Regions from separate parts of the Mus musculus genome. Here regions 2 and 3 are each linked to region 1. Evidence: chromatin loops called from intact Hi-C (ENCODE). Cell type or tissue: left cerebral cortex. All regions are shown on one strand. Links, peaks and the distances in the headings refer to the core of each region. The heading gives the core; the rest is flanking DNA.

The links. A loop is a pair of places that touch in the nucleus more often than their neighbours do. Peaks named below come from ENCODE experiments on the same cell type or tissue, not always from the same donor. Only the 100,000 strongest peaks of a DNase experiment are listed, where the experiment ranks them.
Region 2: a loop joins it to region 1, with 5 times the contacts of the local background. A loop is called at or near these places in 2 of 42 quality-filtered maps.
Region 3: a loop joins it to region 1, with 8 times the contacts of the local background. A loop is called at or near these places in 4 of 42 quality-filtered maps.

Annotation. Positions count from the first base shown.
Region 1 is chr4:104,448,760-104,456,664 of GRCm38, reverse strand. The region is part of intron 4 of Dab1 (disabled 1); the gene reads right to left. Among named protein-coding and RNA genes, the nearest start is that of C8b, 310 kb to the left of the region's middle. In left cerebral cortex, for the core only: CTCF peaks have their summits at 3,944 and 4,187; a DNase peak (open chromatin) is centred at 3,913; H3K27ac peaks cover 2,393 bases.
Region 2 is chr4:104,529,405-104,537,309 of GRCm38, reverse strand. All of the region lies in intron 5 of Dab1 (disabled 1), which reads right to left. Among named protein-coding and RNA genes, the nearest start is that of C8b, 230 kb to the left of the region's middle. In left cerebral cortex, for the core only: no CTCF peak of the experiment used is centred there; a DNase peak (open chromatin) is centred at 4,240; H3K27ac peaks cover 1,222 bases.
Region 3 is chr4:104,363,972-104,371,876 of GRCm38, reverse strand. All of the region lies in intron 4 of Dab1 (disabled 1), which reads right to left. Among named protein-coding and RNA genes, the nearest start is that of Gm36661, 340 kb to the right of the region's middle. In left cerebral cortex, for the core only: CTCF peaks have their summits at 2,906, 3,234 (motif pointing right) and 4,837 (motif pointing right); DNase peaks (open chromatin) are centred at 4,013, 4,345, 4,824, 5,176 and 3 more places; H3K4me3 peaks cover 2,618 bases; H3K27ac peaks cover 2,586 bases.

The DNA.
Region 1 (7,905 bases), core at 2,224-6,223:
ACCAATCTGATGGGTCTAAAGGTGGAGCTAAGTGATTGTCCCATCCAATCATGTGGTTTATGTAGTAGAAGAGAAAAAAATGCAGGTTCTATTTCTGAGGGAGGGGAAAGAAATGGGAGAAAGTTAAGCATCAGGCGCTTCCTGCATTCTACAGCATCTGCTGTTGAAGTGCAAGTCCTCCACTCCAAATACCTCACGGAGAACCCCAGTGCCTCCTCTGTGACTGGCTGGTAAATGCCAGGAGCCCAGCGAGTTCCTGCTGAGACAGCAGACTCCAGGACTCCTCTGTAGGTGTTCTTCCCTTCCAGGCTCCCTTAGGAGAATGAGCACACCGACAGTGCTGCACAGGCAACCTTTGATCTGCCAATTAATATGTACTGAAACAAAAGTGAATGCTCATCTGAGTCCTTGGCCTGTGGATTGGGGACAGAGGACATGGATGGAAGTTAGGGCTTGCTTTGCCATGCTGTCCCATTTACCTGTGTTAACAGGCTCATGCCACCACGGCTCTACCCTTACAGTGGCCCAGTTTGCCAGGATCGTGCATACACCACAGGCAGTGAGTGTAAAAACAGGCTCACATATCCCCAGCAGGCATGCAGCCTCATGCCCACCTGCTTTGCTTTGGTCCCACCTCATCTACTCTAACAACTGTGGGCCAGGGGCCTCCCTGTCATTAGCACTGGAGGTCCCCACCTGTCTCTCCATCTGGGAAACTCTCAGGGGTAGTGACAGATCTTATTGAATCACCTTGTCCTTTTAGAAGTGATGCAAGGCCTCGGGGCTCTTGCTAATTACTAGACCTGTTACTACTGTGTACACTGCCCCTCTCCCTGCAAACAGTTCGCCTGGAGAACAGGAGTAGCTAGTGAGATGAGCATCTTTATTCTGCCCTAACACATGGTCTGGCTCCCAAAAGGATGCACTGGTACCCAGCAGCTGAGGACTGAAGAGGGTGTATAGGGTCAGAGTCAGCAGCTGCAAGCAAGAGCAATTGGCTGCCTCTTCCATGACAGTTTTCCTGTTCCCATATTTGGAACCCGGGTGCTTCCTCTGCATTAGTTACTGAAAAAATGATATCTCTATAGTGGGAGGCTTCTTTAAGGCCCCTGAAGTCTCCTTAATGTCTGTTTTTCTCCCCGCCCAGAAAATCCAGCTTCCGCCACTTATCAGTGAGCCCCTGTGACCTCTCCTAGAGGCCATGAGCTGCCATTTTTTCACTTAGTAACTGACCCATGGAAAGCTGTTCCGCTTACACGCCCCCCTCTCCCTGCCCACCTCTCCCTGAGAGATGCTGAACGAAGCCAGATACTTGTGTTCTTGGCCTCCCTTCTGGCTGGAAGCGGCAAAACGATCCGGTTCTGGCAAACAGAGAAAAGCAGGAAGTGAGTAGGTGCTGTGCTATACGGGAGTCCCTTCTGGGAAATCATCTTTTTTTTTTTTTTTTCCTCCTCTGATTAAAACAAATAGTAAATAAACAAGGGAAGTTCCATCTGACTGTCCCCAGTGTCTTGGCTTATTTCTGTTTTCCACGACATATGAGGGTGATGCGGATCTGTCGTAGCTAGTCTGAGACCATGAAAGAACCCAAGGAGCTAACAGAAGGAACCTGAGCCTCTGACTGCATCTTTAAACAACGACAGTGACCTTGGGAACACCAGCAATAAGATGTCCGTGTCCCTCAAGTCACGGTTAGCCAGATTAACCGTTGTCTCTTATTAACTAGCACATATTCCTCTGCAAGATTCTCATTCACCTTGATAGATCTTGGTTTCTTTCCGTTCCACAGCACAATTACAACCAGAAATTCTCTATATAAAAACCCACCCCTTTATATCCTGCCATGCAGGCAATGCTTGCTTAGACAGAAACCTGTCTATAGATAATGCTCATATATCATAGAATTATATAGGTAGCATCAATCCATGCAGTAAAGATAGAGATACAGAGTCATTTGTTGGCAATTTACTGTTGAAGACTCCTAGGCATTGTTGTAAATACACCACACTTGTATGTCATTTATTCTCAAGTGGATATGAAATGGGTGTTGCCGTTATGGCCACATTATATGAAAGAATCCAAGGCTTGCAGAGACCTCAAGTTGCCCCAAGTCACAGAGACAGTAAGCACTAACTGAACTGTAAAGGCAGGGAGTCCACCTGCCCAGTCCTCCTAACTCCTTCACACTGACTCTGTTCGGTGTGATAGACAAGGTAGAATCAATCCTGAAGGAGCAGTTGGAAAAGCACTAGTGTTAATTTAGGCTAGAGAATCTAATGGTTATCAATGATACGAATTTAAACAGTGAGCCGACTTCTTATTACGTAAATGGGTCTAAGGAAGATAAACAAGCATTCCCATCTTACAGTTGATCAAACTGAGGCATACAAAGGAATGGTACAGGAGGGCACACAGCCAGGCGGCACTGGCACCCAGATATGGCTCAGGAACAAATGCATACCTTCAGGCACTGTTTCAAGACTCCAGGGTCGACATTGCTCTTACACAGTTTCCATGAAGATAAGGCATTTAAAGAACCTTATACTGAGGCTATAAGCTTACCTTATGAGAGTAGGAAGACAGCCTAGAGGATAAGAACACATGTTCTGCAAGCACAAGGACCTGACTGGAAGACCCTTGTACCCATATAAAAAAAGCTGGGGGCATGAGACAGGCAGATTTCAAGGGCTCTTTACCCAATCAACTTAGGCAAAATAGTGAGCACCAGTGAGGGGACGGCCCTGCATCAAGAGAACAAGGACACAGCAATGGAAGAAGGCTCCCTATACCCTGCAATGGCTTCTACACACGCACGTGTGCGTGCACACACCACACACACACACACACCACACACACACACACACACACACACACACACACACACACACACACCACACACACACACAGAGGAACATGTGAATCAACATAGGACTGTGAATGCACCAAACAGTTTATGATACTACATGCTACATATTCCGTATTACACAGTACACATTACACACACACACCAAAAACAAAGAAAGAAGCAAACAAATAAAAGCCCTATCTTCCAATATGCAGTAGCAGCTTCCCCCTTCCTCCTCGAAAATAGGAGTCAGAGTTTACAGTCTCCTGCCTCCACAATCACTACCTTGGGAGTCTCAGCAAGTCAATGGCCACTGTCTACATCAAAGGCTCCTAGGTACTTATGAGCATGCTCTGCATGAAATCTCACTTAATCTCAAAACCCTTTAAGGAATTGTTTCCATCTCTACCTTATACAAAAGGAAACAATTTATAGGAACTCACTAAACTTCTCACAATGCCATATTCCGCATTCACAAAAATAAGCCCCAACTCCGTTCCTCTCATCCAATGGCCAAGGATGTTCAAGTCTCCCTCTGATACCTGACCACTGTTCTCAGCTCCCTGAACTTCCTATTCATCTCCTTCAGTGCCTTTTACACCTACCTGGCTTGCCTACGGGACACCTTGAATGCAGTAAACGAATATATATGAAATCCATCGTGGAATCTGCAATGGATAAGATTGTCAAAAGCAGACACAACTGGTGGACAAATTGCCCTGGAGTCAGAAAACCTAGGGTTCAAACTCTCACCCTGAATCCTTTTCATCTACACAAATGGAGTGACAGCCCCCATCCCAGCATGGCTTTCCTGGGTGAAAGGTGACAAGGGAGACAAACTTGCCTGACTAAGTACCCGGCAGTGTGTCTGCAAAGAGCACATAGTAGACACATTTACTACTATTATCAACAACACAATTCTATTCATCTATCAAATGCAGGAATCTTTCCACAATACCCACAACAGATGGCTATCCAGGCTCTGCTAGAACATTTCCAAAGATAGAGAGCTCGCTCGCTCTCCCCATCTCCCCAGGCAGCCGGTTCTATTATTGGACAGCTCTCTCTGGCACGAAGTCTTTCCTACATCAGCCAAAGCCTGCCTCCCTGAATCCCACTGGCCTCTGAGCTGTCCTGTGGCGAAGCACAGCACAGCTCCAGTCTTTCCACACATTGGTCACCATTCTGAGGGAAAAAAAAAAGCAATTATGTATGTCCTCGCTACATCCTCTCTTTTTTCAGTCATTCACACTAACACATTCCACCTCCCATGGTGTGATTTCTATATTACCCATGATGCTCACTAAGTCCTCAATGTGCAGTACCTACAGGGGACACGGCAGTCCAGTACCTGATCTAAATGAACACTGTACTTTCATTAATGCATTTGATAATCGTACTGTGATAGAGTAGCCATACAAATGTCACAGCTGTGTAGCCTAGGGCTCAGAGGGAGGGGGACCTGTAAGTGTCTCTCGTATTAAGGGAGATCAAGCTATGTCTTCTCCTTGCCTAACTTATCTCTGTGCAAACCACCTGATTTATTCCATCAGCTTTTACCTCACTCAACTAACAACTTTCTGAATCATTTTTCTGCCATTTCTATGACTCTGCTCTTCAAACTATTGATTGTGATTTTCCATAAATGTGTTCCAATTTCATCATCAAAATCGGCGTTAAAGCAACTGCAGCGACTCATTGCCATTCACGTTCAAGAATGATTATGCAGAGAGGTTTTATTAAAGTCGCAGGATAAAAAAAAGTACATAAATGTTTAAGTGGGGACATAAGTGAAAATGACAATAGAGCAAGATGAGTGTGAGGGGCATAGTGGCACTTCAGCCAGCTGCCAGGAGGCCCTCTCAACCAGGCTCCCTCAGGATTGCTTTGAAAGGGCCCCCAACCAGTAGAATTAGCACCTCTATGAGGGGCAACCCAAGGGGTTATAAAGATCCTCCAGTGATTCCAAAGCCAAATTAGTTAGTCCAGTGCTTCCCAACTTATTTTCTGCCTCTCTGTATGCATCTGTGGTCTGGGTCTGTGTCTGTCTCTGTCTGTCTCTGCAGGTGTGTACGTGTGTCTAGGTGTCTCTTGTGTCTCTGTGTCTCTTTTCCTCCTCCCCTCGCCCCTCCCTGCTTGGGCTTTTAACCCTCACATTCTGTTCTGATCCTGCTGAGATTGTTTGTGTCTACCCCATTTCCCAGGTGACACTGGATCACAGGCTGAATAGCCAAGGCCTAAGAAATAGGACCAGATTCCCCCTAAGTTTCTCTCTGAAGCCTTGACTTCTTATAGATAACTGACTCTTTGCCCCACTTCACGGAAATAAGTAGAAAGATAAATACAATGCTTTCTGGCCTATGATGAGATACTCAGAGAGGCTTACACATGGATGCAGGGAAGAAAGGCTTCACAGGTTAGGATTATCTGAGTCATGGACAGATATGGGAGACAAGTGCATAGCCTGAGCATCCAGAAATGATGGGGGTGGGGACAAAATAAAACCAGTACTTTCTGGAAGGCATTCTCCTTCTCTGTAGATACCACTACACAGCTAAAGTAGAGTCCCTATGCAGCAGAAAGCCTCCCTCTCTGTGTTGACTAGCATTGTGGCTGGCGTTTCATATACGTAAGCCACATCTCCAGGGCCCAGAATTCAGCCTCTCCCAGAGCAGGATCAAATTCAACCATGAATTTAAACCTTAAGACTTAGCAGGGTATAGACCACCACAGATCTGGCTGTATGCTGCTAGGATCGTTAAGAACTACATTTTTAAAGCATCAATTTCTTTTCCATTCCATGGCTTTTTTGAAGCACGAGTTGGTTTAAGGTGTATACGTTATTAATCAAGATTCTGAAAAAGGTTGTAAACCAGTGCAGTTGGGGAGAGAAATGTGACTGGGGGTAATCAGAAACAAGGACCATCTGGAGAGCCATGTCACGCAGTGCAGACACACAGAGCTGATGGCTGTTTATATTTGTAAAAGCATGGCGTGTTTCTGCAATATCAGAGCGATGCAGCCCCTCCAGTCCTCGTGATTGGCAGGGAGGGGGAAGTTATGTGTGTGTGGAGCGGATGGAACAGCGGAAGAGGCGGACAGAAAAAACTCAGCCTAATTCAATCAGACATTACAATCAGACCTGGTTAATGTGAAACAATTAATACAATCCATTTTTATGCAGATTAGAACATTTCAAATTAACAGGTCAATAGCATTCATATGCTGTGAATGTGGGCTCCACCCGAGCCAGGTGAACCGTTAAGTGAACCAATCTAAACTTTATTACAGAGGACCCCTCAGACTCTTCAGAATTCACAATCCACTCAATTTGGAGTTAATCGCTCACATTTTTCTCTCATCTACAGATATCCTCATTTAAGACAGACCTGCTAGGCTTCCTCTTATGACAAAAGACAAGGGGGTGGGGGAGGGCATGAATCATTCATTAGCAATGAAGGTATCATTTTATCTGTTTATTTTCTAATTACGTGAAATCAGATAAAGAAGTGGAAGCAGTCGATAAAACCAAGAGACGCCCCCTCCTGCATTGTATGGGATCAAAAGTAGGTAATAGTAATGTGGGTCTTGGGATCTATAAAGAAACATTCAATTAATGGTCTGTATTGGAGAAGGGGACAAAGAGGAAGAAAGAGGATGCATTGAAAAGCCGAAGTCTCTCTGCCTCCCTGTCCCATGGTAAGCCACCTCCAAGGCCATATCTGTCTTCCTGCTCTGCCTCTCTCCCCTACTCAAGTCCCTCCCAAGGGCAGCCCTTCCCTTCCTGTGCTCACTAACCTCTGGTCATCCTTCAGAGCCAACACTTCACACTCAGCAATCCTCACTGTCAGCCACCTTCTAGGAGCTGGTTCTCGGAGTCCAGTCACCCACCTGCCTCTAGGTCCAGCCTGTACAAGCCTGGTGGCAGAAGGCAGGCAGGCAAGAGGAAAAACCTGTGTTCCCCTTTCTGAGTTCCATACAACTCATCTCTGATTCTCAGACCATGGTCCAGGCTGCCATGGGAAGGTCTGGCTGCTCTGTGAGTCTAAGGATGGGGAGGAGAAATCCTTACAAGGACCAACACCTAGTCCTGCACCTTAGAGCTTGGCTTCTGTTTCTGAGCTTTCTTTTTTCTACTTATTAAAGAAGCTACCTTTCTCCTCAAGATTTGGTGTGAGGACCAAGTGAACGACATCTTGACTGAGGATAGACCTCATGTGTCTTGGCATTCCCAGATTGTATCACGGATGTGCTACCTTGGGCAACTCCGACCTATGATGCCCATGCACTGCATTCACGATTTCCTGGTGATGCATTGCTGTGAACCCATCTCCATCCCTAGGAATGTGGCTGCAAGTCACACTTCTGAGGACTAGGAAGTCCAAAAACAAAGTACCAACAGTTAGGGGCCCTGCCTCCCAAGGATCCTTTCCATGGATGAAGATGGCCACCTTCCTTGTGTCTTCACATGATGGAGAATAAGAGCTCTCTTCCTGTCCTGATGAAGGCACTAAGCCTGTCATGGGACTCCATTTGAGACAGCTTGGAGGATGACCCTAAAGAAACAGCTGACATTATCTTCCAGGTGTTTTCTGTGCACTAAAAGCAGTGGCCAGGTGCCCTTCTAGAGTGTTGGGCATCTTTCCAAAACGGTGAACACCTGCTGCAGCTGGTCCCTCAGCAGACCTCCTCTAAGACTTGCAAGCAGTTAGCTCCTGCCATGGCCGATGATAGAAAAGCAGTTGAAAAGGTCTCAACAAGTGGTACCATGTGTCCGAACATTCCTCCTATGTCCAGGCTGCAGAGAGGATGCTCGAATACTGAAACAAACCCTGGCATGCGCAGGAACATCACCAACATGAGAAGGGAAGACTTCACGTGGGAGCACCTCAGTGGCTCAAATGCTGCCTCTTGGAGAGGAGTGGGTGGCCAGATCATCCCCTTTGCCAAAGTTAATTTTCCACTGAGGCAGAGAGATTTAAAACTTATAAAAGAAACAATAGGAAGGTAAAACTGGCTTCAAGGGATGGCGCCTCAGGCCTGTCACCAAAGCTTCCAGT
Region 2 (7,905 bases), core at 2,586-6,585, 80 kb before region 1:
TAAGAGCTTACACCCAGGGTCTGAGACAAGCACGTGAGGTAAGGACTATCTTATAGTGGGGTTAAGCCCTCTGCCCCCTTACCCCTTACATATATATATATATATATATATATATATACATATATATATATATATACATTCTCTCTCTCTCTCTCTCTCTCTCCCCGTGTGTGTGTGTGTATACACTTGTGCACATCATGACATGAATGTGGAGGTCAGAGAACATCTTCTAAGAGTCAGTTCTTTACCAGGGAATCAGATACAGCTCATCAAATTGGTAGCAAGTGCCTTTACCAGCTGAACTATCTTGCTGGTAGCCCCATACTTTAATCTGTACTGAAAAAAATATATAAAGCAAATATTTGTAATTTTCATGCTTTGTCAAAGCTGGCTAGTAGGTATATTGATGCTAATTAGACTATGCTCTGCAGTTATCCGTATGGTTAAACTGATTCACAAAGAACAAACAGGGTGGTTCACTGGGTTCCAAAGGAGTCTGCTTCTCAGTATGAAGTGATGCTGCCTGCAGGAGTGCAAGGCCATCTGCATCTTCCCCAAATTGTATTTCTGTTTCTAAGCCAAAGGAAATACATCCTATTACTGTCACCATCAGAGGGACTGAAGTAGCCCTCCCCCTACCCCAGGTTGGGTCACTTTGCATTACAGAAGTCTTTCAGCTGGCCTCTGTCTGAATTGAGAGCCCCTGACATGATGCCCCAAATCCATCCCCCCAATCACCAGAAGGAGGGCTTGCAAGAGACTGGCCACTGTTTGAGTTATGCACAGTTCTCGCTTTCCTTATTTGGTCTTGGTAATCAAGACTTGTTTATTGAAGCATACATTTCCCCTTGCCAGCACATGAAAAATATATGGTTATTGCATAGCCTTCCATAGTTCAGCTTTGAACTCAATGAACACCCAAGCAATCTTCCTGGTGATTACAGATGATTTCTCAAGCAACCTAAAATTGAGCTCTTTAACTCTCATTCTGACAGTGTCTATATTATCTTTTTATGCAAGCTAACAACTACCCTGAATTGTGGGAGCTACTACTCAGGGATTGCTTTAACCATTTATTTTGTTTTCAACATTGATGTGTTCTTAAAAAAAAAAAATACATGCAAAATCTCCCCCTAGAGATTACAGTTCCCATTCCTTTGGCAAAAATAAAACAGCTGCTAAAGATGTTAAATTAAATGACAACAGAGATATCAAGTGTACTTAGCAGATCTTCAAAAAAGACTGTCATTCTAATAAAGAAATAGGATTATTAAAATTAAGTGATTATATAGAACAGAACCGGCAGCATTTACAGCTTTCTATTTTGGATCTGCTGTTAACAAACTCAATCACGTTATTTTTCTTTTCTAAATAAAGAGATGTCTGGAGGCAGCATAATGTTCTCATAAAAGAACATGGACATTGAAGTCAAGCAAACCTGGAAGTTCACACTTCTGCCAGTCATGAGCTGGTGGCTCTTCAGAATTACTTACCCTGACATTCCTGCTCTCTCATCTGTCTCATGGGGACAACAAAATGTGCCTGTTTTGAGAAGCCAAGGGGTATTAGCTAAGGTGGCGAACGTAAATGCTTAGAAAAATTTACGTTGCATATTAAAAGTGAGTTCATGACTATAGACCTAGATTGCTTATCCAGAAAGGCTTGAGTTTCAGAGTCTGGATTTAACTGGATTTCAGAATATATGCAGGAGCAGAATCCCCTTGAGAATGAGATCCATGGGCATATACAGAATTTGCTGTGCTCCATCTACACTTCACTCACGTATCCTGAAGAGGATGCTGTGCAGTATGTTCAGGACAGCTGTGTGCCACTCAGTAGATCAGTTTGCAAAGTGTTTCCATGAGGCCATCATGTGAGCATGCGGAGAAGTTCCACATTTTGGAGCATTCTGACTTTGAGGTGCTCAGCCTCTGTTCTTTGTAGTTGTCATGAATGTTAATTAGTACTATGGTCATTTGACAGAGGGTTGACCCATAGGGAAAGGTTGTTATTTTTTTTAACAGATCTCCAGGTATGTATTCACGGTTGCCATACACAAGGATTTTTTTTTTTTTTTGATTTTTGGTTTTTGACATAGAGTCTCACTATGCATGCTCACATGGCCTGGAACCTTTATACCCGAGTATCCTTTGACTGTTTGGAGTACAGAGGAATACAATTTTCAGTAAGAAAGGTATATACAGCATCACACAAAATGTTAGAGAGCACTTGTCTTCCAAACTGGGCTAACTAAGATATCTTAAAACACTTATGCTGTGGAAGAATAGATCATACTTATAGTTGCCCCACAGACTAGAACTCATAGTTCCCATTTGTATTCATGGCATAGATGTAACCAACTATATGGTCACTTGCCATTTTTTTCTCTGCCAAATGGCTGCTGCTTCCACTCATCTGTGCGGCAAGGGAAACAAGACTGTCTCTGTTTGGATCTGCCTATATCAAAAACCACACTTGGTATCCAAGTCATATTGAAGGAATGACTAAGAATGAAATGGAGAACAGAGGAATTGAAGAGATGGTGTAGCATTTAAGAGCGCTGGCTGATCTCCCAGAAGACCTGGGTTTAATTGCCTCTACTTATATGGTGGGCCACAACTGTCTTTAACTACAGTTCCAGGAGATCCACACTCTCTTCTGGCTTCCTCACATATTATGCATGCACGAAGACAAAGACAGGGGGTAAGTGAATCTTAGAAAAAGAGAAGAGAAAACATGTACCTACTATATGCTAGACACTATGACCACACCAATACCATGAGTGTCTCATCAGCTACATATTAATAATGCAGAATCTGAGACCTAGATGTGTATCACTCATTATGGCTTGGTGAACCAAAGTGCCAGCCGTTGACACCATTTTGTTTAATATTCTAATTTTGTCTAACTTTGTCTAAATTGAATTCCCTTGCCTGAGACCCACCACCAAGACAGCATGTGTTCTGTTTGGAGAAAGGGAAGGTAAATAGACCCTCTAGGAGAAAGGCCATTCAAGAAAAACAGCAGATGTGACTTCTGATTTCAGTAGCCTCCATTCTGATATCAGATGTCAATCAGGTCTTGGTCTCTATAGCTCTGCCTTAGCTGCTGGCTCACTGGCTGGGTGTTTTATTGGTCTTGGACTTGCCATTTCTCCACAGTGTTATTGTAACATCCCTACATGATAACACTTCACAGAGTAACTGAGGATGAAGTATGCTTCTGGGCTCTGGGTTCTCTCTATATGCTCAATGGCCATGGTCGTACATGCCTTCTCAGACAATGTGATGTCCAGACTGGCTAATACTTGAGGTTCATATAACATAAAAGCTCTATAAGAAACTAACGTCTAGGGGACTGGTGAGCCAAAGGACAGTAAATCTATGATTTCTACTATAATAACACAGGTATGGCACAGTCAAAGGCAATGGCCATTTGTTCTTACACAGATAATATGCAATGGTTTCTTTACAGACTTCAAGGATAGCCCAAATTCATTACTTCAGCCAAGCTTTATTAGTAAATATTTACTATACAGTTGCTACCCGCAGGACACTGTGCTAAGCAAGAAGCATGCAGGAAGAACAAGACAGGTGATCACGGACATCCTCAATGTACTCTGGGCTCCGACAGCTTACATATATCTTGGAGGGAATGTAAACACATTCTCTTCGTTTTAGAGAGGAAACAGACCCAGATGCTAAAGAGCTAGTGGATGCAGACTCCCTTCCACCTTGCAATCAGAAGCCCTATCCAGTCCAGCAGATGGCGGCCATTTGAACAGCAGCATGTGCACTGTCATTTATTAGATACCATGAAGGCAGAGTATTACAGGCTTGGCATTTGGGGAATGGGGAGTTCTCAGCTCTCATATCCATTGTCAGAAGCTCCAGTAGATGCCACATAAACTGATTTGACAGACTCATGCTATTTCTTTGTAAAGACACTGGGGTCCATATAAATATTTTAGAATGGGACCATCATTAGCATACCCATGTCTGGTAGACAACCATGTGTCCGAGGGATTCCACTTGCCTTCCTTTTTCTTCAAGAAGGTTTTCATTGTGTGGCATATTAGGAGTAGCACTGTTCTGAGAAAGGAAACTTTTAAAAATAAATCTGAGTGGGAAACAAGAGAGGCACCAAGCATGCCCACTCCTGAGACTGCAAAGATGATCCGAAAGCCAGCACTCCTGGTTGGGAACCCACTTTGAGCTCGAATGTTCTTTTCATGCTCAGTCTTTATCTGCCTGTCCCCCACAGCTCAGCCCACTCAGGAAGGATTCACCATCTCCATAAGGCAGCTTTGTTTCTGCTCCTATTCTTAACCAGCTTATTTTAAACCCTTTGCTGTCAGGTGGAAAACACGGCTCCTCGGCAGAGTAAGAAAAGAAAGGAACTATGTGCCTGTAGGTGACTGGGGAGAGAGGATGCTAACAGCTGATTCATAAGCCCTGAAAGGTGTCTGATGTAGTTATAGGGTTTGCTCTGTTAGCCATTAAAACAAGGTGATGGATGGAGATGAGGAAATGGGTTCACCACAAACTACTCCAAGGTCAAAGAGACTGAAGCTAAGAGTTTAGCCCAGCATCCTCAGGACGTCAGAAACAGGCAACTGTTACAACACTGCTATACCTTGTATCATGTATCAAGGGAGCATCTGCAAAGTGGCAAGGGAGCCCTACTCCAGATGCAAGTGTGATTATAAGGACTCCAGATTCAAGGACGTCATTCCTACAGTAGTGACCATACATTCCTATGCTGGACCATAAAAAACATTCATGAAGCATCTAAACTATAATTAGCTGGGACCAACCCTGGTCTTAGATCCTGACAACTGAGGTCAGAATGTAAGAATCTTTATTCTCGGAGGTTCCATGGATAGCTCCACTGTACATTTATGATTCTGGACCGTGAGCCTTCAGAAGAAGCGGCTCTTCTTATGTGTTTGCTCCTTGACTTTCACCAGCTCCATGGCTTTCAGCATGCAAGTTACTCATTTGAAGCCTTAGTTTACTACTTATCACATGAGTGTGATGTATAAAATCAAGTTATGTGTGTGTGTGTGTGCGGGTGTATGTGTGTACACATGTGTGCTGATGTATGTGTGCAACAAGTACATGTATGGAGGTCAGATATCAACCTCTGGTGTTGTTCCTCAGGGTGAGTAACTATTATTTTTCTCTAGGCCTTATGACTTACCCATAGTCTAAGTTATCTGGATAGTGGGTCATGGTTATTTTCTGCCTCTGCCTCCCTAACTAAGGGATTACAGGCATGTGCCATCACCTTCAGCTTTTTATGTGGGTTCTAGAGACTCACAGTCAAGGCATGGCAAGTACTTTACACACTAAGTTATCTCTTAGGACGAAGAAGTAATTTATAAGTGCTTCTGAGAGTGTATCAAGTATTTCATAGTCTTCCTTTCATTTGTTTTTCCCACAAAATTATCCTACCGGGTTGTGACCCAATATTGCCATTTCAAGTTCTTTCTTGAAAATTGTGCAGATGAATCACAAAACACAATTCATAATGTTGTAAAGATGTTTACAGTTCTGTGTTGGGCTGTGGTCATAGCTGTCCTTGGCAGTCTGGGGTTGGATATGCCCAATCAGGGCTATGGTGTGCTACAAACTAATACAACACATTTGTATTAGTTTTGTTTTGCCCATATAACAAATCACTGAAGACTTATCAGCTTAAACCAATGCCCATGCACCATTCACAACTCTAAAGGTCAGGAGTGCAGTCAGGCTCAATGGGGCCCAACATTGGGGTCTCACTGGGCTGAAGTCAAGCCGTTGGCCATGCTGGGCCCTTGCCTGGAGGCTCTGGAAAAGCACTCACTCTCAGGCTCTGACTGATTTGGCAGAATTCAGTTCCTGTGATTGCTGGACTGTTGTCCCCACTTCTCACAGTAAGCTGAGGGTACCACTGGCTATTCTCACAGGCTACCCATGGTCCATTTAACATGGCCTCTCCGGGTTCGAGCTAGCAATAGCAAGCATTCTCAAATGCACTAAATCTCACTGATACATGCCATTAAATAAATCTGTTGAAGGACTTCATGTGGTTGAAAGAAGCTACTAAGTAGTTGTTCTGCTTTTAAGCCAACTAGAGCACCATTTATCATATTCACAGCACCTCTGCAGAACCATTTTAGAAATACTTCCTAATAGGGGATGTCCAACAGTATGAGTGGGAGCACCCTTGGACCAGTAGCTGCAGGGCAGGGATGACTATGAACTCCATTCTTTCTTCTGGGTGTTTATGTGCAAGGCACTTAATGTCTTTGGGCTTCAATCATAAGAAAAATGGTGGGCACTAATTGATTTCCTCGTGGAGAGATATGGGAGGATTTACTAACATCACACCCATGAGGCAGACTAGCTTAATGCCTGGAATATTGTAGGTCCTCAAAAAATTATCTTTGGTTCTGAAAGATAAGATAGATTTTTCTAATGACAGCATCATTTCCATATTGAGGATTCCAGTGGGAGATAAATGCAGTAGAGTTTATAATGGGAAATTAAGGCTCAACAAATGTAAGGCTCGAGTAATTGTTACAATGCCCTCATTAAATGAGAGCAGAGTCCAAACCAGGATCTGCCTTAGTTCCTAGTACTGAAACTTCTACTAGGAACTTTAAACAAACAAGTTCCCTATGCATGCTTGAATCACAGCCGCTACAGTAAGCACAATTTAATGGCTTGCATTTTAATCCCCTTAACACTAAACTAGCAGAATACTGTAGACTCATCACAATGCAAGCGGCCCACCTTGCCACAGTATGCAGAGCTTGGAATTTATGGCCCACTTCATTAGGAGTACACACAGAGCCTATTAGCAACATCTGTCTAAATAGAAGCCAGTTTGTCTCCTTATCTCCTGACCTACATTATTCTTAGAATGATTAACTCATGCTAGGGAGTGGGGCCCTAGTGTCTAGGCTAACACCACAAGTTCAAAGGTATAGGTTCTGAACAGACATAATGATTCCCCAGGGTTTGAAAAGAAATGCCAGGGTTGGGGACTTGGGCTAGCAAGCATTCTAGTCTTCATGTGGCCTATGGAGGAGGCTGTTTACCACTCAAGTCACTAGGTCAGTCAGTCAGTCAGTCAGTCAGTCAGTCAGTCAGTCAGTCAGTCAGCTAGCCAGCCACTCACTCACTCACTCACTCACTCACTCACTCACTCGCTCACTCAGCCCTGTGTTTAAAAAGCAGCCACCTTACTCCTGTGAGAAGCGACTCAGTCCTGGTGCAAGCTGCCACTCTGTTTTATCCATGGGGTGTTCAAGGAGGGGATGGAGTCAGAGTCAGCCCTTAGGTGCTCACATTCAAGTAGGAGGAACAGAAACAGATGATCACAGGAAGATCTTAGGAGTGCTACAGGAGAGCCATATGAGCAAGGAAAGAGTGTAGCCATTCATGTAGACGTTCACCAGGGTCTTGAAGGACCACACAGACTGGTTAAGGAAGAAGGGGGAAAGGAAGGGATGCATTGTAGGCAAAGATCTGGAAGAGTCAAACGTCAGGACCTGACTAATAACTGACAAGTTCAGGGCAACAGTGATAACATAGCAATGGGAATGACGCCTTAGCGAAAGAACAGGATAGTGGCCTCACACATAAGGGCCTACCTTGTCTACAAAGGTCAGTCCTGATATTTTAAAGAACTCAGTACTTATTCCAGAGTATATAGAGTCAAATTAAAGGGACAGAGCTTTAGTAAGACATTGATGTCACAGGACCTAAAAGGCTCTGGCACATTAAGATACATTCTAAGGGAACTGAGTTGTAGGGTAGACCCCAAAGGACTTGCTCTGATGGCAGAAATGTTGACTGTTATTTACTGAGGCAGACACTGGCTAGGGGGGTCTTGTAAGTGCACAAATTAAGTGGT
Region 3 (7,905 bases), core at 2,586-6,585, 85 kb after region 1:
ATGGAAAAAAACAAACTGTTGGCTGGAAATCTTGAAACATACCTTGGGTTAGCAAAACTGGCGTAAAACGAGAGGATCGGCTCATTATCAAAAGCAAAGATTTTATTTCATTTGAAGAGCAATCTGAACAGTTCATTGATAATAAATATTTCATGGCAGGCACTGTCTCAAGTACTTTCTGCTGACCCTTCCCAACAGTTATAAAATACACACTGTTTTAGCATAAACAAAACTAAGGCACAGAGAAGTGCTTACAGAGATGGGGCAGCTGGAGTCTGTAACCAGTCTGGCCCCTCGTGGGGAATCTGTATTACCTGCGATACCAGCTCTTCATAGGAGCGGTTGTTTACCACAGCAGTCACTGACAGTAGCGACGACACCCTACTAATTAACTGCCTAATCAATTACTTGCTGATTAATTACCTAATTTACAAATATTGCCACAGAGTAGATAGCTATGACCCAATACCAACCAGAACCTTCTAGAAGCTCCAAAGAAGTCACAGATGGTTAAAGTGCAACCATTCGTCCAATGACATGCTGGGAACCAAGCCACGCCCACCTGTGTCGACTGCATGTAAAATGGGGAAATCTGGAGCCTGCTTTCCACAGGAGGTCTTAACCACCTTTTCATGCCTGGATTAGAGTTTACAGAGGCCCTGGCTGTAGCTCATTTCCCTTCCTCATCCAGAGTCGTTCCCCATCCGTGGTTGAGGTGGACCCTGGGACGAGAGTGAGTAGGTGGGTTTAAATCCCCTTATCTCCTAGGTGATCTCAGCTCAATGACCAGGTTTCCCTGAACCCAGCTCCCCATCTAACAAACAAAAAATGAGACTGCAGGGATTCTGAAAGATGAAGTAAGGCTATGTGTGCCAAGTGCCGAGAAGGGTGCCTGCCCCTTACCTGGGACTCGGGAATGTTGAGTTGTGTTTTTGTTACTATGAGGAATGGCTTGTGGAACATCACAAAGAAAATGCCTGGATCCAACCCTAGCCTTCCAATTACAAAAGGCACCCCCATTCCTTACTCAATTTCCATGCTTTCTCTTGAAATCCTACTATGTGCCAAGACACTCATGAAGGGGATTTTCCTTTAAAACTGATCCAAGGTTCACAAGTAGATCCTTGCTTCGCAGGTGATGACATCCAAGTTGTGAGAAGTCATAGGAATAATTCTTAATTGCTTAAGATGTGTACATCTTTTGTCACTAGTGAGCTCTGTAAGATTTAGTGAGTCCTATGCAACCCTTCAAGTTTCTGACAACAGCCTTTAATGCGTACTATCTGTTCCGGTGCCATCTAAACAGCATCAACTCTGCTTCTCTGCTTTATGTTTGACTTGAGTGAATTATCAAAATGAAGTGCTGCCTCGAATAGATTCTTCATCTGTCTGCAGCATGGCTCCAAGCCTCAAAAACCCACCAAATGCAATGTTTAGATGGGTACATGATCGTGAACCAAGCCAAAGGCCCACCTGCTTAAAATAAAATGACTTCGGAGGGCAAAGGGGACTGAAGCATCAGGTTCCTCTGTGACTCTGGGGAGGGACCAGCAAGTGATGGAGCCTCTCATCTCTGCAGCCTCACACAATGGAGCTCCTTGCAAACAGGACATACTGTGAAAACAGCCTGTGAGCTGAGCTTCATCAACAATAAGCAGATTTTAAAATCTATTCAGATTTTATTGTTGAGTACACTGAACATGATTAAATGTTTCAGATAAGCAAACTACCACCAAAAAAAGAATCATGACAAATAAGAAACATATAGGATCCTCCTACTAAAAATCACGTTCCAAATCTGCTTTTAGATTTAATGGCCAAGTTCATGAGTAAAAGAATGTACCCACTTGAGAGCTACCCAGTTCCCAGGAATATAGTAACATGTTGTCGCTTCCCCCACGTTGGCCTCTTCTCTCCCGCTGCAGATCCTGCGTTGTCAAATAGTTACAAAGTCACATCGCTTTCACATCACTGCATTTTGAACTTCCTAAACCTCTACGAGAGCCCGTGTGTATGGAAAAGAACAATAGCACTTCAAAAGCCATTTCTGAGAGTTCTTCAATACTCCATTTGAATGCTAGGGTTTCAATCAAGGACAGCAGCAGACAATTTGATTGCTTAGAAGTTGACTTTTATACAGCTTTGATTAGGTCGCCCAGCTCAATGGGAAATCAAGAAAATCTTTGATCCCTTTCAGTCTCTAGAAGAGCCACGAAGCCTTGTCAAGATAGGGAGGAAAAGAGATGGGAAGGGGGCGTTTGTCTAACCTCACCCCATAGCACATCTCTCTTTTTCGCTGTGCAACTCAGGATTCCATCCAGAATTGCTCATCTTGGAGATAATAAAAAACAATGGGTGCTAATTCAGGGGGTGGGATGGTTTATAATTTTATGGATTTCCCGAAGACCCATAATTGGCACATGAATGTACAAGCGTGAACTGGATAATTAGAAGGTTCTGAACGTAAGCCACCTTTAATTTATATGATTACTTTGCAAACATGTTAAGTGTTGGGAAGTGTCAGTAGAGCCCCCACAAAGCCTTCATTCAAAACCATCAACATTGTGAAAGTGTGTCTAATGGGCCAGCTCCACAAGGAAATCAGAGAAGGGGGAAGCAGTGGCAAGGATGCTCTCACCTCCGGAGTTTGGCACTGGGAGGCATTGTGGCATCCTTTAGGAGGCCTCTGAGCAGAGAATGGCGATCCAGCCTCCGCAATCTCTCCTCCACTCCGAGCTCTCTTTCTTTTCTTTCTTTTTTTTTCTTTCTTTCTTTTCTTTCTCTCCTCCCTCCCTTCCCCCTCCCTCTCCGCCCCCCCCCCTCCGCCCCTCCACGCGGCCACGAATCCTGCCTCAGAAACACATTTCCGAACTAGCACTTGCCCGCGCCGCGGCGCTCTCCAAGTCTCCAGCTCCCGACAGTCGCCTAGAGCCCTGGGCTCCCCGCCCCCATACCATTCCTTCACTCTCATAGCCCAGGCGGAAATACCCCGCAGACCCCCAACAATGAGGACTTGTGTGATGCAGATGGGGGTTGGGGCGGGTTCCCAACGTGAAAGGGCGTGCAGGGTGGACTACTAGACCGTGTGGCAGCCTAGCCGCACCAGTTTGCAAAGCAGCTTTCTCTGCCCACCCCGCCGAGTCCACTAACACCAACCCCAAAAGAAATAGAGAAAGAAAGAAAAAGCGCCTTTAAAAGTGCAGTAAAGACTCACCCTCCCACCAGGGGTCACAAGCATACTCTGCGGGATGCAGACAGCAGAAGCAGTGACCAGCAGGGTGTGGAAATACACTTTGTAGAATCACCAAGTACCTTCCGGGAGCCTTAACACAAAACTACCCCTAAATCAGGACTCCCTGACTCCAGGCTCCTTTGGTGGCTTGGACTGAATCGTAGGGCTCCTTTACAAGACTAACCATAAAGAATCAAAGTTTCCCCAGCATGAAAAATCCTTATCTTGCGTTCGAGAGAGTAGGGTACAGAGTTATGGTAGAAGAGGGCCGGATGCGAGGGGAGTGGCGGGTGACCAAGGGCCTGAGGACTGAATAGTGGAGGGAGCGCGACGGGGAACACCTGGTCGCAGGACCCGAAGAAAGGTTTCGGTCCAGCGCCGGTGTCTGCGGAAAGGGTTGGCTTGATTGGGATGGGTCCAGTTAATGGAGTGGTCGAGGCAGAGCCAAAGCGCTGCTGTGATGTAGGGAAGTGCAGGTTCCGCGGAGTGGGGAAGAGGTCCGACCCGCGGGTAGCACCAGCAAGACAGGGAGGAAGCTTAGGGAGAACTCCGCAGGTTCTAGAGTGGGAGAAGGCAGCCTTGGGTGGCTAGAGCCGCAGGAGAACACAGGGGGTCTCGGGTAGGCAAGCCTAAAGAGAGGATCCCGAGTGTTCAGAAGTAGGACGAAGGAAGTGGGGACCAACCGGAAAGGAGACGCAGGGTAGCTTCCCAAGCAAGTGGTGGGAGATGATAGAAAACTGCGGCACTCGCTAGTGCACGGCACCTCGCGCCAAACTCCCTAGAGAAGCGCCCCGAAAGCCTTCCTCCGTACCCGGGCTCGCGGGCCCCAGCCGAGCTACCCGGGCTCGCGGAAGCCGGGTGTCCCCGCGGGCCACCTGCGCCCGCTCAACTCGGGGTCCCCCGCGTGCCCCCCGCCGCGCCTCTCACCTCGGCTCCCCCGGAGCATCCTCCTTGGCTGCCGCAGCCGCCCGGGACACGGCTCTCCATGCCCTGCGGGCGGCCGCACTCAAACGCGCTCTCCAGCCCGGGGAAGCCCGGGTGAGCGCCGAGCTGGGTCCATCCTCCCCGGGAAGCGACGGGCGCGCGTCAGAGCAGGGGGAGGAGACCAGCCCCCGTGCGGTGCGCAGACCCGCCTCCTCCCGCGGCCCCCGCCCCGCGCCAGCCCCGCCGCTCACCTGCCACTGAGCGTCCCAAGCCCTTCCTCGCCGGCTCCCTCTCCCGCCAGGGCGCTCTGTTCGCCGCCGGAACGCGTTCCGAGCGACAGCTCAGCGGAGTCGCCGCGGCGCCGACGAAGGGGAAGAGCCAACGAGCAGGCGAGCGGGGGCGCCGCGGCTCGCGGTCGCGCTCCTCCAGCCCCCTCGCTCGCCCCCCATCCCGGGAGTAGAGACCGATCGGAGCGAAGAGCTTGGGGTCCCCGCCCTGCGGTTCGTCGCAGGGGGTGGGGTTGGGGGTTGCGCTGGGAGCCCGCCACGCTCCTAGGCAGCCGCTGCAGCCCCCTCTAGGACTCTGCTGATTCTCCAGCGCCTGCTTTTAGCCAAGCCTCTATGCTCACAAGTAGACGGGCGCAGAGCCAAGCGGAGGCCGCGCGAGCTTCTTGCCCCGAGCCCCTTGGCAGAAGGGGGCGTCCTCTCCCAGCCGCCCAGGCCGGCTCCAGCCCGCCTTTTATTGCCGCTTCCCAGGCAAAGTTGTTCCGCACTTGTCACTATTTCAATCCGCTCTAGGCAGCCTCCTGTGCCCCTGAGGGCACGCAGGCCCCAGTTAACTTGTTTTCCCTACTCCATTCTTAGAATGCAGGGCAGTAGACCCTCCTGTAAATTAGAACCTGTTGTGCTGAAGAAGGCTCTTCGGGTCCTACCTTACAAAAAGATCTCAGGAACACCGAGTGGCAAAAAATAATTGGATTAGTCGGAAATTCTTCCACCTTGAGATTGGATTCGGCTTTGTCAACGCCAGTGTGGCACGCATGTCTCCAGAGGCTTGAAAGCTTGGTGGGAAGGGGGAGTGTGAAAATCACCTACTGCCTGTCTCTGGGAGCCTGGTGCCTGAGAGCAAAGGAAGAGAACCAAATACTTGCTTTAAGTTTACTCTTCTTTTGAGGGGTCACACTCCTGCCCTCCAGCTGAGCGATAATAAAGCTAAAGCGGTGGCTTGTTTTGGGGGCTTTTCTTGGGGAGGGGGATTTTTTCTTGTAGCTTCTGTTATTCACCCATGAAAATTTAATGATGCATTTAGGGTTATTACCTCTAGAGTCAATGGGCTAAAAATATTTAGCCTAATGCACTGCTTGTGGAGTCAGTAGGTCCGTGGCTGGTTTGTACAAAGTCATCTGGAGACCCTCCCTTCCTCCACAAAATTCACGAGCCATTACACTTATCCCATAATAACAGCTCTGTACAAATGGAGGCCCTGCAAAACTTGGCTGTCAGGCACCTCTGAAAAGATAGCAATTTACATAGAGACAAGAAAAAAAAAAAGTCCTGAGGTCATAGGCAGGATGAAATCTACTGAGAAGGGCTGATCGGAAGAAATTTCCCACAACTTGGCAGAGAGGTTCCATTCTTGATGGTTTCTGTCTACCTCTGGGTGGCTGTCAGTCTAAAGGTGGGACCAGGGAACCTCCACCGGATTTCTCTCCAACTTTTACAAAAGTTCTGGAAAGTGGGAGGAGTTGGGCACCAGGTTCTACACCCAGTGTGAAGTTGAGATTGGCTGGAACGACTCAGCTGTGATCAAGAAAACATTTTTACTTCCATTGTTTACAAAGAGAAGTCCCTGGAGTCTGAACTCAATACCAAGAAAAGAGAAATTTTAGACCTCGCAGAGGAAATAAGTGAGAGTATAGTTGAGTGTTAGTCATTTCTACAGGCTAGTAAATGCCAGACCTTAGGTAAGCTCGAGTAAATCTGACTTTTTACAGACTCTACCACAACAAAATCTAAACTTCCCCGATTTAGGGACAGCTTTGAAACATCCACATACATGCCTTTTAAGAGTTCATGTCTGAGGTCTGACCTGTAGCTGTCTCCTGCCTCCTGTCTTCACCTGACTTTGCCACTACAGACACCAGAGGGAACTGGCAAACTCAGTTTGCCAAGCCATACAATGTATAAGAACGTAAAACTATCTCTAGTCAGTGTTGGACAAAGTCTACCGTGGAAACTGGGCAAATTCCCATGAAATCCAATGGGGGCAACAAGACACAGCTGTTCCTATCTCCAGCCTGGAAGAAAGTATGATGTATAGGCACAAGCTGCCCACTATGGGCCTCAGGGCCTTCCTGGTTAAACTGAACCAAATTTAAAGGGATATTTTGCCACTCAGCTAAATGTCAAGAAATAGCTCATCTGAAAGATAAGGTGTGGGGCTTTACTGCTGTTATTTTGAAAATACCAATGTGATTTGTATTAAGTATGGCATAAAGAAAAAAATCAATAAATGTGCTTTCATCATGTAATCTGAGAAGCAGCAAGATAATAAGAATAGCAGAGGCTGTATATATTACTTAATCCATTCTGAGTAGTTTGAGGTATTTCTCATACAACCTTTACAATATGGACTTGGAAATCTGTTGGCCTTCTTTGCCTCTGGCAGGCCATCTCTCTGTGCTTCTCTGGTGGTAAACACTTCACTCACGAGATTGCAATGAGCCCTAAATGGGGTAGCAGGCAGAAGCACAACCCAGTAGACATTGGTTCTCTTCCCAAAATACGTCCAAGTAGTTCATTTTGATTCGCCACATTTTGGCGGGGTTTCTTCTGTCCATCAAGGTCTATGTTAAAAGCTCTGTCCATTTATGACAGAGACATAGCATAAGTAACACAAATTGGGAAAAAAAGGCAAGCTACTGAATATATGCCATCCACCCTCACGTGATTGATGTCATCTGTCTTCCTGTGATCCTTGTGACAGGCACTCGGGGTCAGTTAACACAACTGACCCCAGGATTGGAAACCAGACCTGTGGTTACCTGCCATAAATTCAGTGAGTGATAGCCACTCCCCCAAAGGGAAGAACACAGAGCGGTGCCTTCTGTAACTTGTATACTATTTAAATCCGGTTTATTCCTAGCAGTTTTCAAATACATGTCTGTTTTGATAGTGGGTTATGGCCTCTAAGTTTGGGAGTCTTTTCTTACAGATCAATGCTGAATAGTTGGCAAGTAAGTCGTGTGTATATTTAAGGTGCACAATGTGATGTTTTGACATATGTTCACATTGTGAAATGATTAGCACTATCAAGATAATTAGCATATTTATTGCCTCACATAGTAGATTTTTTTTTACATGTGTGATAAGCTCACTTCAGATCTAGCCCCTAGCAAATGTCAAGTGTAGAGTACATTATTATTAGATGTGCCTAACTCACCCTGTGGTACACAGACCTCCAGAACGTATAACAAAGGTTAACACCTTTGACAAGAATCTCTCTATTTTTTTAACCCTGTAACTCCTGGACACTACCATTCAACCCTGATCTTGTGACCCTGTCTTGTTTAGAATATATATATATATATATATATATATATATATATATATACATATATATATATGCTGTCATGCTCTGTATCTTGTCTTTCTGTGCCTGGCTTATCTTGTAGCGCAGTGCAATTGAGCATTGTGTTGTCACAAATGGCAGATTCACTTCTTTTTAAAGCTTAATAATATTCCATTTTA